Regions from separate parts of the Mus musculus genome. Here region 2 is linked to region 1. A link is a loop called in an ENCODE intact Hi-C map of the cell type or tissue named here. Cell type or tissue: heart. All regions are shown on one strand.

The links. Hi-C counts contacts between places; a loop is a spot of excess contacts. Peaks named below come from ENCODE experiments on the same cell type or tissue, not always from the same donor. Only the 100,000 strongest peaks of a DNase experiment are listed, where the experiment ranks them.
Region 2: a loop joins it to region 1, with 6 times the contacts of the local background. A loop is called at or near these places in 2 of 42 quality-filtered maps.

Annotation. Positions count from the first base shown.
Region 1 is chr14:101,290,210-101,298,209 of GRCm38, forward strand. No RefSeq gene overlaps it. Among named protein-coding and RNA genes, the nearest start is that of Gm34361, 93 kb to the left of the region's middle. In heart, a CTCF peak has its summit at 4,696; no DNase peak of the experiment used is centred here.
Region 2 is chr14:100,280,985-100,288,984 of GRCm38, forward strand. Gm41231 (a long non-coding RNA gene) reads left to right here and starts at 4,739. Exons shown (of 4, transcript XR_003951003.1): 1 at 4,739-4,802; 2 at 4,889-5,447. It also overlaps a transcript of Klf12 not described here. In heart, a CTCF peak has its summit at 4,211; DNase peaks (open chromatin) are centred at 2,677, 3,607, 3,997 and 4,927; H3K4me3 peaks cover 4,797 bases; H3K27ac peaks cover 4,150 bases; H3K27me3 peaks cover 233 bases.

The DNA.
Region 1 (8,000 bases):
TTTAGCTTTCTGTCAGCGATAGCACCGGCCGCTGGTTTCAGATGTTTTTCCCCTTGGAAGAATCTGTTCATGACAGTACTTAACAGCCACTCAGTTAGCAAAGAGCCCTAAGACAAGAGAGCGGACAAGTTAATGGTGTAACAAATCAGTTGTTAAGCTAAATGGTCAGTTTGCACAGTACGCTATTATTGCTTTATTGAACCCAACTTAAAGATTTACAGCAGTTACATTTTATTCCAGGTACAAGATGCACAAATGAAATACCGAGGGGTGCAGGTTTGTCTTACGCGGCTTTCATTAAGAACCCAATTGCACGGCAAAGTCAGTTAGAATATATCTCGTTCCGTGTGACAGCCAATTTTCCACCAAGATTGGAAAGTCTGGGAGCTTTTTAATCCTTGATCTCACTCTGAGAGTGCAAGAGATGGGAGTTAGAGCATTTTTAAAATTGTTTAAACCAAAGCTTCAACGGTAACAAGCGCTTGTCCCTGACTGCAGAACAATGGAAGAATGGAACATGGCCGTGATGCTGAATTCCCTTTGATGAGGAAACTGTCTGGGAAATACTTATTGCCAAAAATAGAATGGTACTTTTTTTTTAATCTGGCGAATTTTTCAGAGAAAATATATTGTGTTGTAAATGTGTTTATTACCAAAATAACTTGTGACACAAAGTTTGACCGCTTTAGCACACACAGCTGATCATGTCAGGACTCACTTAACAGAGATTGTTTGTTTGGATTTTGCTTTGGGGGTTAAGATTTGTTTTGTTATGCTTTGTCTGCTATGTGGAAAGCAGTTTCAAACCTTTCTCTAGGCAACAGCAGGTACCAGTCCTTATGGGCTTCCAATGCCTGTAAAGGAAACAGATTTTTAAAAATAATCACTACATGAGGCAAGATACTCACCAGCAATAGAAAATTTTTTCAATAAAGTTGCTCGAGAAGATTGGCAGTGAGGACTCAACCACTATTGTAAACGATTGGAAATTTGTTGTTTGGAGAATTGTCAAAATCAATCAGGGATTTCATAAGTGGAAGGAAAGCTAAGTACTTCACTGAACACATATGAAACACCTTCTGTAAACTCCCACAGAGTTGCTTCTAACTCTTTAGTTTCTCTTAGTATACCTCTCTATTAGGAGGAACTACAACAGATCAAAGCTTAAGGTTTAACCATAGTGTACTTAGCTTGCTCAGTGTCCCCACGCTATGTATAAAACACTTTTTAGAGTAGTAGCCACAACCACAATAAGAAAGGTCAGAATAGCTGGGGTTGGAAATAATTGCTTGGTGTAGATCTATAAAAAGCTATTAAACCAGTCCTCAGAGGATGCTGTGTTTTGGTAGGAAGCTCTGCATCTCAGCTCACTATTGTTTAATATATTTATGTCTAGAGTTGCAGAACTGCAAACTGACTTTTAATTTCTTTAGTGACACTAACCACAACTGTGTGTGTGTGTGTGTGTGTGTGTGAGAGAGAGAGAGAGAGAGAGAGAAAGGGAGAGAGAGAGAGAGAGAGAGAGAGAGAGAGACGTAGGAGCTGTGTGTAATGGTATCTAAAAACTAGACTGATGACTTGCAAGTCAGCAGTTGAAAAGAGTATACTCTGTATATTTGTTTTAGTATTTTTTCTGTTATAAAATAAATATGGCATTTAAAACCAGCACAAATGTCTGGATTTCTTTGTTATAATGAAAGAAATGTCCTTAAATGTTTTAGGCCCTAGGAAAGATTGTTCAATGGGCATGGAAAAGTAGAGCAGAAAGAAAAACCATGACAATTTCTTTTGCTAAATGGGCAGCCACTCTGGTTTGCCCTTAGCATGTTAGTTGTAAAACTTCTACCACTCACCACAACCTAAGATTCCTCAGTATCTCTACATGGACTCTAAGATCTTTGGAGGGAGAGATAACTGTTTTTCTTCTTATAGCTATAGACATGAACTCTGGCATCATGTTGGGAAAATGGGTATGGTGTGTTGGGAGGGACAATACCAGGGAGAGTCAATATGGAAGAGTCACCAAACACTGTATTTATAACCTAAAGGCACACTTCAAGAAAGAAAACAATGACTCTTGTGAGATGAGCTGCTTACACATGCTGGTCTAACTCCCACTAACCTGAGAAAACCAAAGGGGAAAAATGCTATAATGAAAATGAACACATAAAATAAGCTAAGTATCAGAATTTTAAAGAATGACAGTGGTTGTCCATCGGCATCCACAAGCTCCATGAAGCTTTGGATATCTCAACTTCTTCACAGTTCAGAGTCTTTTATGTAAAATGATGCAGGATATGTAAAGAAACTGTATGTCAATTCCTATATATTTTCATGCTATAGATTATTTATAATACTTCATACAAGGTAAATGCTACATAAACACTTGCTATACTGTGTTTTAGAGAGTGATAAAGGAAAACCAGATACACAGTTTCAAATATTTTCAATCCATAGTTGACTACATTTGTTAGTGTGGACTCTGTTATTACAGAGGGCCAATTTCAAGCATCATAATTTATTATACAGCGTAGCTGTTAAGACTTAAAGTGAAATGTCCCCCAGGGGATGAAACAACTGTTCTCCAGCTCATGGTACTGTGTGGGAAAGTTGTGGAGCTACTGGGACAGTTGCCTAGTTAGAAACAGTGGGTTACTATGGCAAGGTCTTGAAGGTCAGAGCCATTCTGATTCTATCCAGGCCATTCTTCCTGGTGTGTTGATATGTGAGACGTATCAACACAATGCTTCTTTCTACTGGTATGCTGTCATGTCTTCTACAACACAATAGACTGTCATTGCCTAGAAACCAAACCTTGTATGTTTCTTTTGTCTGACATTTGGCCATAACAATATGAAAGCTACCTGACACTGAATGAAATGAAGAAAGTGTTTTTAATCTCAACACCAATTTGAATATTAAGAAATGTGTTTCAGTAGAAGAGTAGAAAATTATGACTCAAAGCTGTACCAAAATGGACATATAGTAAGCAATTTAGCCTATAAAACACTGATTAAAAGTGTTTAATCGGTGGAGAGCCTCATGATTGTGACATTATTTTTCCTAAATTGATAGTAGATTAACACAGAAGACTGTAACCGCAACAAAGTCCTTCTGACCCAAGCTTAAATAAAAAGTAACATCTCTAGCCTTGTTCTGAGCAGCTACAGAACTCAGGGTATTCAGGTGCCATGCAAAGACGTGCCACCTCATTTCATTTCTTCAGGATTTACCTCAGTCGCTCACTTCATCCTCCTCAATGCCACTGAAGTGCATCACATCACTCCTCTATAGACACAGGCTACTTTTCAGCACTACTATGGCCAACTGGTATACATGACATGTAAGCATGTGATCTCATCATTACGAAGAACAATATCAACTGACTGGACCACACAGAGCCCCCAGGGAATAAACCACCAGCCAAAGAGTACATATGGAGGAAGCCAGGACTCCAGATACGTATGTAGCAGAGGATGGCCTTATCTGACATCAATGGGAGGGGAGGAAGGCTTGATGCCCCAGTGTAGGGGAATGCCAGAGGGATGAGACCAGAGTGAGTGAGTAGCTGGAAGAGCACCTTCATAGAGGCAAAGGGAAGCGGGAGAATGGGAGTGGGATGAGGGAGTTGTGGAAGGGTAACTACAAAGAGGGATATAATTTGAAATGTACACAATTAAAATTATTTAAAGAGAGAGAGAGAGAGAGAGAGAGAGAGAGAGAGAGAGAGAGAGAGAGAGAGACACTTTGGTCCCACTTGAAGTCTGCTACAGGATACTAAAAAATCCTGTGGGCAGTGTCTCTTCTTTATTGACAACTGTTGATATTTTCTCTCCAAAAACACAATATACAGTTGCCCAACATGATGACAGATTTCATGCCCAAAACTGTAAGGAAAAAAAAAAAAAAAACCACACAATTGTACTTGCCTTTAAGTGGTTTAAAACACACACAGAAGACACAGGTGAGCCTTCTATTGAACAAAACACTGGTAGGTTTCAGGCTAGTACTTGACAGGCACAAGTGTGACATCTTGCATTTTTAGCAGTAGAAGTTATTATTGTATAAATTACTCAATCCTTAATAGGCCCACTGTACAATGTTCCCAGGAATCCAAGGAATATGTGGCCTTTTCTAAGAATACAACTATGAAACATGAAAGCTCTTTCTGAGTTGGCTATATACATACACCTGATCTTTAGTTTGCAACCACAAACATAAAAATACCAGAAGAAACCTGTGTAAACAAGTGTGAGTTTCAGAGAAAAACACTGAGTTATAAAAGAAAGGTTCATAGTTAAATAGTAATTTGTAGAAAATTTTAAGTTTCTGAGTGTATTTGTTAGTTTTCCTTAATTCTTACACAGACAAATTGCATGTTGGAGACTTACTGCCAAGATAGAGATAAAGAGAGAAGTGGGGGGGGGGGTGTTTCACAGAGAGGGAAAAGCATATGGAATGTATATCTCTGTCAAAAGGTGCACATTCCTTACCCTGCCTTTCTCAAGTAGGGACCCCATAACACTAACTGGCAGTAGCGAGGGCCTCGGCAGGGTCATATTGAAGTCTACTGACTCAAGATGGCATTCTGAGTTCATGTGCTCAACTGGATTCCCCTGTACACCTCCCCATTCAATTAAAGAAACGCAATCATAAGCCATCAGCACTGGAAACTAAGCAACAGCGCCATCTACATGACAGATGTTCTAAAGAAACACAGAACAGATTTCACAGACAGAAGCAAAGACCAAGCAACCACCATAGAGATAACACAAAAGCCTGGAGAGGCCATAAATAAAAGCATCTCCCGGGCCAGCAGCATGGCTTGGCAGGTCGGGAGGCTTGCTGCCAAGCTCAGCAACTTGAATTCACGTGGTGGAAGGAGAAAACAGACTCTGGCAAGTTGTCCTCAGATCTTACATGCCACACATACATGCTGGAGGCACACATACAAAATAAGGAGACAGGTAAACATTTTTAGTCTACCTACCTGAACAATCATTCAACCTGGCTTGGAACTCTTCCTTCTTAACCCTCAATTCAAAAATTAATATTGACTCTTTGAGAACCAGAGCCAGTTGTCCAACCAACTCAAGCCTCAGGAAGCAGCAAGTCTCAGAATCCACCAAGATTTAGCTGGAGTGTGCCCAGCACCCATGGAATATGCATGTCTGGTAACAAGAGCAAGCAGGACGCAGAAATATTTGTTTTTGTGAAAGAGATAATTTGTGTGGAAGATAATTATTTTGATGAGAGTAAGGAAGGACTTTCAGTAGGATCTACAGAGAATTTGTTTTGATGAGCAATCCATTGTTCTGTTGAAACACCAAAGGATTTACCTGTTTAAAAAAAAAATGGCAGCAAGCTTCATCCAAAGTAGGTCAGCCCTTAGCATGTGCTTACCCTTGAGACTTCAGGCGAGCAAATCATTGGAAAACTCCCTTGGCAGTGTCTGTTATATGGCCCTGTTCCCTCATGTGTCTTATTGTATTAGCTGTTTATCCTGTCAGTCTCTTGTCAGGAGTTTCCATGCATTATTTCTATAGGCTTTTCTGTAAGTGTTTTGAGATTTTCTTCCATCAAAGCAGTTTGGCTTTAGTAAGACACAATTTTCAATTTTTGTTTCTAATAAGGTAAATCCACTATAAACTCCTTCCTGTTTCTATATCACTGTCTTTCAATGTTAAGAGTCATTATGTAGGAGAGTAAGATCCTCACAACCTACCAAAGTAGTATGCAATTTTTTTGTTTTGTTTTCTTTTTATTTGTTTGTTTCTTTGTTGCTTGTATGCTTTTGATGCATGGTCCAAGAGACCCACGCTGACCTTAAACTTGCTATGTAGCAATGATGACCTCCAACTAATCACTCTCCTGCCTTTACTTCCAAAGTACTAGAAACACAATGTATACCTGCCATCACACTCAATTTATCCATGTGTGTGTCTATGTGTATGTGTATATGTATGTATATATTATGTGTGTGTATCTCTGTCTGTCTGTGTGTATATGTACATGTATGTGTATATATATAAAATGTGTGTCTGTGTGTATATGTACATGTATGTGTGTGTGTGTGTGTGTGTGTGTGTATATATATATATATATATATATATATATATAGTGTGTGTGTGTATGTCTGTGTGTCTATGTGTCTCTGTGTCTGTGTGTGTGTGTTTGTGTATTCCATGTGTGTGCAGGTGTTCAAAGAGGACAGTAGAGGCAAAGGATCATCTGCAGTTGGACTTAGTTGGACTTATCTATTGTTTAACCTAATAGACACTGTGTTTTAAATTATAAAACAAGCATTTCTCTCTGCCGGGTTTCCCCTCTTTGCCATCCCTCACAAGAATAAAATCGAGAAATGGGATCCATTTCACATGCATTATTTTGCTCTTTAGTTATAAAATAAGAATAAAAGCAAGTAAAATATTTACTTTGAATAAATTTATCATTTAGAAATGATAAAATAAACTCAAGAAAGCTTGCATGTCTTTAATATAGATAAAACTGAACTAAGCTGATTGAAAAATAAGAAATTCATACAATTGTTTCTTCAAACTGCTCTCACAATGAAGCAGAAAAACACAAAGAAAGGGTCAATTTTCAGTGAGACTGGCTGATGGTCAACATAGAAAAGAATCAAAATTTTATGTGATTTTTTTTTATTTGGGGGATAACCTTGTGAGCACAGAAAGACAAATACTTCAAAATTCCCTTCAGATTGCAGCTAAAACTTGGGGCTCATAAACAGAAAGTAGAATGGTAGCTATCAAAGCAGAGGACCAGTGGGTATTTGGAGGAGGCTAGATGCAGAGTAACTGACAGAAGTCAGTTCTGTAGGTGCATTGCCCAGAAGGGCCATTATTGTAACTCAGTATTATACTGCATAAATCAAACCAGCTAAAAGGCAAAATGATAGATGTTCTCATCACAAAGAACTGGCAAGTGTCTGAGGTAGTGGGTAGTATCTACAGTCTGAGATGGTCATGACATAAAATGGGAATAACTCCACACCCTGCAATGATGGACAGTTAGTAGTGGCCAATTTTAAATAATCATAAACATGAAATATGTATCAAAAGATAGTGAATTTATTTCAGAATCTTTGAAAGTACCCTTTTAAAAATAAAAAAGCCTAAGTCTAACAAATAATTCACACTATTCCAAAATACATAGAAGAAACTAACAACGTTGTCAAGGAAAAACTGCCTTCCCCAGATGTATCTGTCTAACTTGAATAGTTTAAGAATTACTATGTTAACAATGCCTGAAGTGTTTAAGTGTCTATAAGAACCAAACAAAACAAAAGAATTGTTTTAGTTATTCTTTTATCTAACTGGCTAAACTTGCTACTAAATAAATAAATAAATAGATAGATAAGCCCACCAAGCCAATAAACCATAAAACAAAGGTATTAAGCAACCTTACATTTTTGAGTACATGCTAAATACATTCAAATAAAATACTAATATTTTATATGATGGAGGTATACTGACTGACTGACTGACTTGTGGTTAGTGAAAAAAGGTTTATCAGCTGCTTGTTAAAACCACACAGCTTATAAAAAGGAAAAAAGAAAAAGAAAAACTCTTAAATGTTTAGGTAAATATCCCTCCATTTTTCTCTCCTGATAAATATACACTTTTGGTCAAATGCAAGGGATTTTGTATGAAAGGATACATGATAATGTGTATCAGCTGAGGGCTTTATTCAAATATGTTCATACACATTCATCCATGTCAATAATTATAGATCTACACCATTTGCAATGTCACAGATTATTCAATTATACTTATGTGCTCTAATTCACTAAACCAGTCTAATGGGTGCTTGGGCGGCTTCCAATTTGGTGTCATTATGAATAGCTCTATGATATCCTCCTTGGGCATAAATCTCTTCTCATTTTGTGATTACATTCCAAAAGAAGAATTGTAGGATCACACAGCAAGCATATTTCATTATTTTCTATTACTAGATGCTCTTTCAGAAAATTTAAAGCT
Region 2 (8,000 bases), 1.0 Mb before region 1:
ACAAAGAAAATAAGCTGAGTGTGGGGGCACATGCCTACCCTGTACCCAGAAAGTGGAGGCAGGAGGATCAGGCTGTCAAGGGCAGCTACAGAGTGAGAGAAGTCCTGCCAGGATTACAGTAAAAGGGGAAGGGGCCAAAATATAAGTATTTCCAGTTTGCCACTGTAATTATCTTTAAAATGTAAATGGGACAGAAGCTAAGATCCGTATCAGAACATATTAAAAATGAAAGTTACTTCATAAACAAAAAAGATAATGGTAGTATTAATTTGGAGATCCTTAGCTCTTGTTCCTTAATCACAGTGGATACAACATCAATAATAATAATAATAATGTTTGTGCCAATGTTGCGCATTGATGCAGATACAGCGCAGCTACCTTTATGAACCCCAAACACTTCAGAATCCTGCTCCCCAACATACGAAAGCACATTGTCTAGCATCTCAATTTTATAGAATTATTCTAATGTTATTTAATTTATAAAATATGAAATTTCATACTTTCCATTTTGTATCAACTGAGAAAAATGCCCAAGACAGTTTTATCTCATCAGCTACTATAAGCACCACCTCCCTGGATAATATTTCTCACAACTACACATTAATGAACACTTCCCAGTTGAAACTCCTGAGTACAGGGTCTGGAGGACCAAGTAGCTAAATCACCTCTGCTAAGATAAAACGCACCTGGGTTTAAAGTAAGTAATTTTATGATGTTGGAAACAGACTGCTTCATGGCTTAAGATCTGACTCTGGAACTTTGAAACTCCGTTTCCCTTCACAAGAAGCCAGATGTCAACTCCAAGCAACATATATATCTATATATAGTCACAACATTATAGACTCTAGGCTGTGTGCAAGCTCTGGGTACTGAACACGAAGAACCCAAGGAAAAAGAGTGCTTGTACCACCTACGTTTCTGGAGCACACACAGGCAGCAGCTGGAGTAAACAACCAGCCAAGAGCTGCTAAGGTCAAGGTCTCAACTGTTACACCAGGACCATGTCCTCCCAGAGGACATGGTTTCTTGAAAAGTACTGGGGGTGGGGGTGTGAGGGGGGAGACAACAATTTTCATTCAATAATCAGTTGTAAAAAATTATCCAATAAAGTTGAGCTGACAAAAGTTTCTTTGAAATATGACTTGCTAAGTAGCAGACAAATAACTGAAGGACTTCTGTAACCAACAGAAATCCTCAAGAATGTTTTATTTACCCTGACACAGCTATGCTAGTTAAACAGATGCAGTTCATAAATTAAAATTTCATGTGAAAATATTTTAACTTGGCTGGTTTAAATATATTTGATTAATTAAGAGTTAGCATAATAAACCTTTTTTTTTCTAAATGCAGTAAATGTTTGTTTGTTGTTTGTTTCCTTCCAATATTTAAATGCTCAAATTGCTCTCTCTCAAACCCAAATTAGCTTTCTGGATTACATCTATCAAAATTGACCAGGCAACAGTGATACAATTGAAATGTCTGTCTTCAAGCATCCTATAAATAACAACAGGCTACAGTTAAATTTTTCAAACCTAAAAATATACTCTTTACATAACCAATTTCTACCTGGTTTTTCCGTTTGTTGTTTGTTTGTTTGTTTGTTTAATGGAATGAACATTCAGATAAGAACTGGCCACTAGACAGGCTTTTTTTCTTAGGGAGGAGGGGTCCCCCTGTGGTAATTAAATGCCAGATTTAAAAGCATGCCTAGGATGATGGTTTATTTTCTCATTGAAGTGACCACTCCTCTTCCCATCAGAAGCTGCGGCTTCCTAAAAGCCACCAAATGTCTTTCAAAGCATTTACTTATCTAAACATCTCTTTCCACCGCTCAGAAAGAGGCGTGAAGGCTTCGAGGTGAATTTGCAGAATGACGTGTGCAATTGATTGGCAGATGTCTAAGAAGCACCTAGATGCACATTCACTAGATGTGAATAGAGCCTCTGCCTGTCTCTCCCGTGTTACAGGGAAACAGGATGTCAATGCCAAGTTAAAATATCTTAGTGCTCAGTCGAGAATTCTATTAGACAGTAGAATTATTTTAAACAATCCATACAAAACAGAGATTTAAGCCATCTGTACAGTTAAATTAGAGAGCTGACAATACTAAACACAGAAACTGTTTATCCAGATTATACATTCCGCTGTACTAATACTCTTTAACTCAACATTTCAGCTTTTATCAGCTGAATTAGGGCAATTACTAGTAAAGTATGCAAAACTAGAGGAGCAGAGGGAGGGGGCTGGGAAGCTACAGGACATCTAACAAAGGAATTGATACTTTTTCCAAGTATTTGCCTCAAATGCACCAAGAAACAAAACTGTTGAGTGCACCCCACCCTTTTCGCCAAAGATAAAAGTTTGCAAAGTTCTGAGAGGCAGTTCTCTACCCAACAAAAGCAGAATTGATTCTCCCCGGCAGAAGAGCATCTAAGAAGAACACTGACTAACGTCGAGGTCAAGTGCTAGCCCTCTTAGCTGAGCGTCTAAGGCTAGAAGTGGCTCCTAGGCCAGCTCCGCGGGCTTCTCGGCCCAGGTGGCCTTACAAAGTTGTCCCTTGTCAACTCCAGCCAGGTCCTTCGTAATTGAAAATAACAGCCACAGGCCAGCCCCTGGCTACTCCCATGGACCAGGCACAGTAGCGAGTGACAGTTCCACATCATTACGACCAGAGACAATAATAAATGTAGCGCCAGGACTACTATTCATGCCAGCAATCTTATCTCCTCCTTAACCCCTTCCCCTCCACTCTCAAGAGCTCATACACTGCCCGCACGGCTCGGCCCCTGTGTGGCTATTCATTCAGCCCATCCATTCCGAGGGACCAACTACTTCCACGACAACCCCCCCCCCCGCACCCCCTCCCTGATTCAGCCCTGAGGATTTATTTCTCATCCTTGGCAACTGTCAGGCAAACACTGCAACCAACAATTCCAGTCGGGGGAGCAAAGCATTTGCTTAATTCACGTTACTTGCTAAGTTCTTTTAAAAATGTTTAGGGAGTGGGACAAGTAACCTCCCTCTTTCTTCTCCGCGAATCCGACCGCCGCTCCAGGCTCGGCAATAGCATCGCCCTTCCCCGACCCCCTCCCGCTTCCCAACACCCCCCCCCCTTAAGAACACAGACCAACCAAAATGATTTAACTTGAGCAGATGACAGAGGAAAATAAAACATGTTAAGAGAATACGATCTGATTTGGGATGGCAAAAAAAAGGAGGGGGTTGTTTATTTTGATTAAAAAAAAAAAAAAAAAAAAGGAATCGGCACAGACCTGAACAGAAGCTGCAGAGCAGGAGAAATTGTTTTCTTTCCCTCACACAAGAGTCCCCCTCTCTCTCGCCCTTTCTCTCTCACACGCGCGCGCGCACACTCGCGCACACACTCACACACACACACACACACACACACACACACACACTCACACGGCGTCACCCGCGCACACTCACACGCACACGCACAAGCAGAGCCTCTCAGCTGCTCTCTGCAGTTCTCAGGAAATGAATGGGGGGCAACCCAGGGAACTGTTGTACTTGCAAATGACTTACCCGGATCACATGATGCGCTAAATGTAGGGTGGGCCGGTGGGTGGAGGCTGCCGAGACGCGAGCCCGGGTCTAACGTGGGGAGCCACGCCAGGCCCGCATCGAATTACCCCGGGGCCCAGCCGAGGGGGTTGCAAGAAGCTGCTTCTCCTCCCTTTGCAGCCCGCAGCTCAGGAAATCGGAGAGGAGCGGGGGGTGGGGCGGGGCGGGGTGAGGTTGGGGTGTGTGTGGGGTGGGGAGGGTGGGGGGTTGAAAACAGCAAACCCCCAAACAAAAGAGCTCCGGGTCCTCCTCCCCAGAAACAAAGCCCCGCCGCTGCGGGCGAGCCCCGGGGTGGGGCCGAGGGCGGGGGCGGCGGCGGGGAGGGGCTCGCTCAGCAGGCGCTAAGTCGCTTTATTGCCATAAAATGGGGCCCCGAGCCGCTCTGCCGGAGGATTAGGAGGCGGGCTCTGAGTGTGATGGTTGAAATCCCCTGTGGGAAACTAACCCCTCCCCGATCACAGAGGTAGAACGCAACACCCACTGCCCAACCCTCTTCTAGCCAGCCTGGCCAGCGGCAGGGGGTGGGTCCGTGGAGCCGCCACCCCGCCCCACCGGCCCCACCCCTGCCCCCGCCCCTGGCCCTGGGCCTTCTCCGCTCCACCCTGTCACCTGCACCACCTCTCTGCGGCACCCTAAATAACCAGTACATGGCCCCTGCCGCTCCAATAGCCGCAGCCTGGGGGGAATTCTAGGGGTCTCGGAGAGAGTAACCTCCGGATGACAACTCTCATTGGAGAGACTCTTGTTGAGCTGGCACCAAGTCCCCCTCTTTTGTGTCACCACGCGCCTAGGCAGCCTTGGAGAGAGAATTAGGAGACAAATAAAGAGGCCAGCCCGCGTGGCCCTTGCCCACTCCCCACAGCAACCAGGGTGGGTGGAGGCGAGCGAGGAAGGGGCCCGCGCCCAAGCTCTCCCTGCGGCTCAACCCCGGCTAAGTTGGAAAGGTGTGGGCGGAGCCGTTGGAGTCCGAGGGGTCCGTCCCGGGCGCCTGGCGGCTTGGGCAACAATGGGGTCCCGACGGGGGCTGCTCCGCGGGTGACGGGGGCAGAGAGACTCTACTAGAGATGAGGGGGAATCATTATTTAGGTTCGAGTGCGTTGCACGTTGCAAGAGAAGCCAGGGCGCCCCACTCGCTGAGATTCACCTTGGCGGGATGAATGGGGGCGAGGTTCGGGCGTGTGCCTCGCTCGGCTACCGGGGCACGCCGGGGCGCCTAAGCAAGCTGGCCATTTAGGAAAGCAGTGAAAGAGGACAGGAGGCTCCAGCTGAGCTGGGACCCCAGCCAGGGCGGCGGGGACATGAGTAGGGACAGATCGGTGCTCCGTCCTCGGAGGGGAGCCCGGTGCTGGACGCCATCCCTGCAGCCCCGCCTGCGCGCACGGAGCAGTGGATTCGCGGGATTCTGGGCGGGGAGAGGGAGGAGGCGGCTCGGCTGTTCCCTCCGCGGCTGAGAGGACTCCGGGTCAAGCCTCCCGGGAGGGTCGGAGGGGGCGGGCAGTGGAGGAAGCGGAAAGGGCCCGGCGGGGTGCAGGGTTAGGGCTTACCCCGGGCAGTCCTGGAGGGTCGGGGCACTATGGGTACCACTTTCTTGAAACGGAGGTGAGCTCCTGGGGCCTGACAACCCCTACCCGGTGCCTCCTAGCCCGCCCTGCGTGGGAAACCGGCCTGAAGGTGGGAGGCTCAAAGGGGAAGTTTGTGTTAGAGAAAAATTTGCAGTTCTGCGGAGTGGAATGGGGTGGGAAGAGAAACCGTGGGGAGGCCGAGAAACAGGAAATGAGAGCTAAGGAGCAAATTGGAGCCAGGAAAAGCCAGCTTCTACATCTGTGTGGCAGCGTGGCATTTGCTGAGCACTTAAGGCCCAGGTGCGCTGTTAATGAAAACAAAGGCGGGGCACCGGCTGGCCCAGCTCTGCCCTTGCCACGTTTTGTGAAGGAGGCGAATGGGAAAGGTGGTCCAGCCAGAAGAGGACTGGCGCGGCCCTGTCCTAGTCAGGACAGGATGAATCAGCGGCCGGCCGGAGTCCTCTTCTCAGAGAAACAGGATTGAGAGAGACAGTGTGTCCCTGTGTTAAGGTTTCGAAGAAGAACAAATGAGATAAGTGTGAAAGTGTCTGAAATGTGTGCGGCACGCTCTTCCAGAGAAGTAGCTCTAAATGAGAAAGCAGTGGGAGCAGGGAGGTATGAGACTCGGGTCCCCAGGAAGGAAATGGGACCTAGAGGCTAGAAGGTTCATTCACTGCTAGAATGAGGGTCAAGGGTGTCTCTGTTCCAAGAATTGGCAGCCGCGAAACTCCACCTGGTCTGATCTTGGAAAGAAGCCCCTCTCCGCTCCCGTGCATCCGGACAGAAAGAACGCTGCAAACTCAAGCTTGCAATATTGCAGAGTATCAGCAAATGTTCAAAAAATCCTCTACTGGAATCACTAAAATTTTCCCGCAGGTGGGGCTAGGATAGGCAGGGTTGGGAGGAGGCTCTGAGGAAATTATGTCATCCCGGCAGTTCTTGTGCTAACAGCTTTCTCAGAGATCTTGAGTGCCGGAGTAGATCATCAATATATAGAGAATACTTCAATGCGCGGGAAAACAAAATGCCTCCTCCCTATAGCAACAGCCATGGGCGTGTTAGGCAAGCGATGACGTTCGAAACTGATCTACAAGAATTCATTCCAAGGGAGAAGGAAATTAAGGGCAGGTCAAGGTTAAGATCTAGAGTCCGAATAAAACCTGTGGTCAAAAGAAGGAAATACATCAAGTATTGGGGCAAAAAAAAAAAAAAATGCTAGCAGCATTTTGAAAAAAAGAATACTTTTAAGTGGAAATTAGAAATGGTAAAATATGGCAACTCCCCAGCTATAAAGAGGGCGGGGGATGAAAAGAAAAACACAGGTTTGGAATGGAGAATCTTGAGAACCAGGGGTGAGAGTGGAAAAGTAAACAAAGAATTTTAAAAGGAATTTTACAGGGATGGATGTTACTGAGATTTCGACTGCAGTGTGCATGCCAAGTGGGGGAGGGAGTGTCTGTGAGTGTGTCGTATGTGTGCATGATGTGTGTGTGTGCATGTGCGTTCGAGTGTGTGCATGTGGTGTGTGTGTGTGTGTGTGTGTGTGTGTGTGTGTGTGAGTGTGTGTGAGAGAGAGAGAGGAGAGAAAGAGAGAGAAGAGAGAGAGGGCATTTGTTTCTAATGGAGATTATATCATTCTGGGTCTGTACAGAACTTAAACTGTGGAGAGAAGGAAGTAAGGCAAGGAAAGGTCCTGCCGAGAAGGATGGGCGTAGTTTTTGCTGTTTAGACCTTTCTACTCCACTCCATGTGTGTTCAGAGATAACGGGAAATCAGAACAAGTAAAAATGGCAAAGTTCTTAGTATCAAGCATGTACAATTCTGATAATGTAAAAGAATAGTAAGAGAGAAATTACTGAATCATAGAATTTTAGGACTGAAAGTATTTATGAAATTTTATCCCGTAAATGTAAATACTTTGGGCCAAAGATAATGGCCCAGCCTTCTACTTACTTCTTACTTGGTCTTTAACTTGAAAAAAAAAATGCCAAAAAAGGATAAAGGGTGTTATGTTTGACTACACATGGCATACACATTGAATTAATTTTATATAACATATTGTCCAGAAAAGAAGAGAATGAACAACCCCCCCAAGGCACATAATATAAGTGACTCAACATCAATTATACAGCAAAACCAACAGCTGCTTTATTTAATGATATGAAAGCAGATATTCTACCCACAACCCCCACCCACAGTTTTTTAGATTTCATAGTTAGCTAGTAGTAATTTAATGAAAAATTATTATCGCTGTTGAGAGAAATCGTTTATAGTATAAAAAAGTTTAAACCTGTACCACACCCCAATTTCTATATGGTAAAATTCTCTCCAATGTGTATTAAAAGTAGTTAAACATTTAGATTAAAGAGAGCAAAACTGCATGGGTGATGTGACATTCTGTGAGAGAAGTTGAGTCCATTTCATTGCATCCCAAAGAGATTAGAATCAACTGGAAGTGAAAATACATTGATTCACACAGGTCTAAATAAAGTTTAAAAAAATAACCATACTCCTTCCCAGGGCTAGACATGCATATGAACAGATAGACTTTCACTGCCTATATTTTTCACGTCATATTTTTGGCAATAATGTGCAGCAAAGAGGAATTCTGTTTAGGCATGAGAAAGGCACGTTTAGAATCTTTAGTACAAATGGAAACAGCTGGTGATGTTATGTGATGATGTACTAAACAGAATGTTTTGATTTGGATGGTGAGCTGTCTGAAAATGGGGAGGGAAAAATGTTATTTGATAATTTTGTCACAGTCATCACAGGTTTGGGGTTTCTAGTTTCAACATCACATATTAGACACCCTTTTCCAAGTTCCTCCCGTGCTTTCTTCAGACCTCTCAT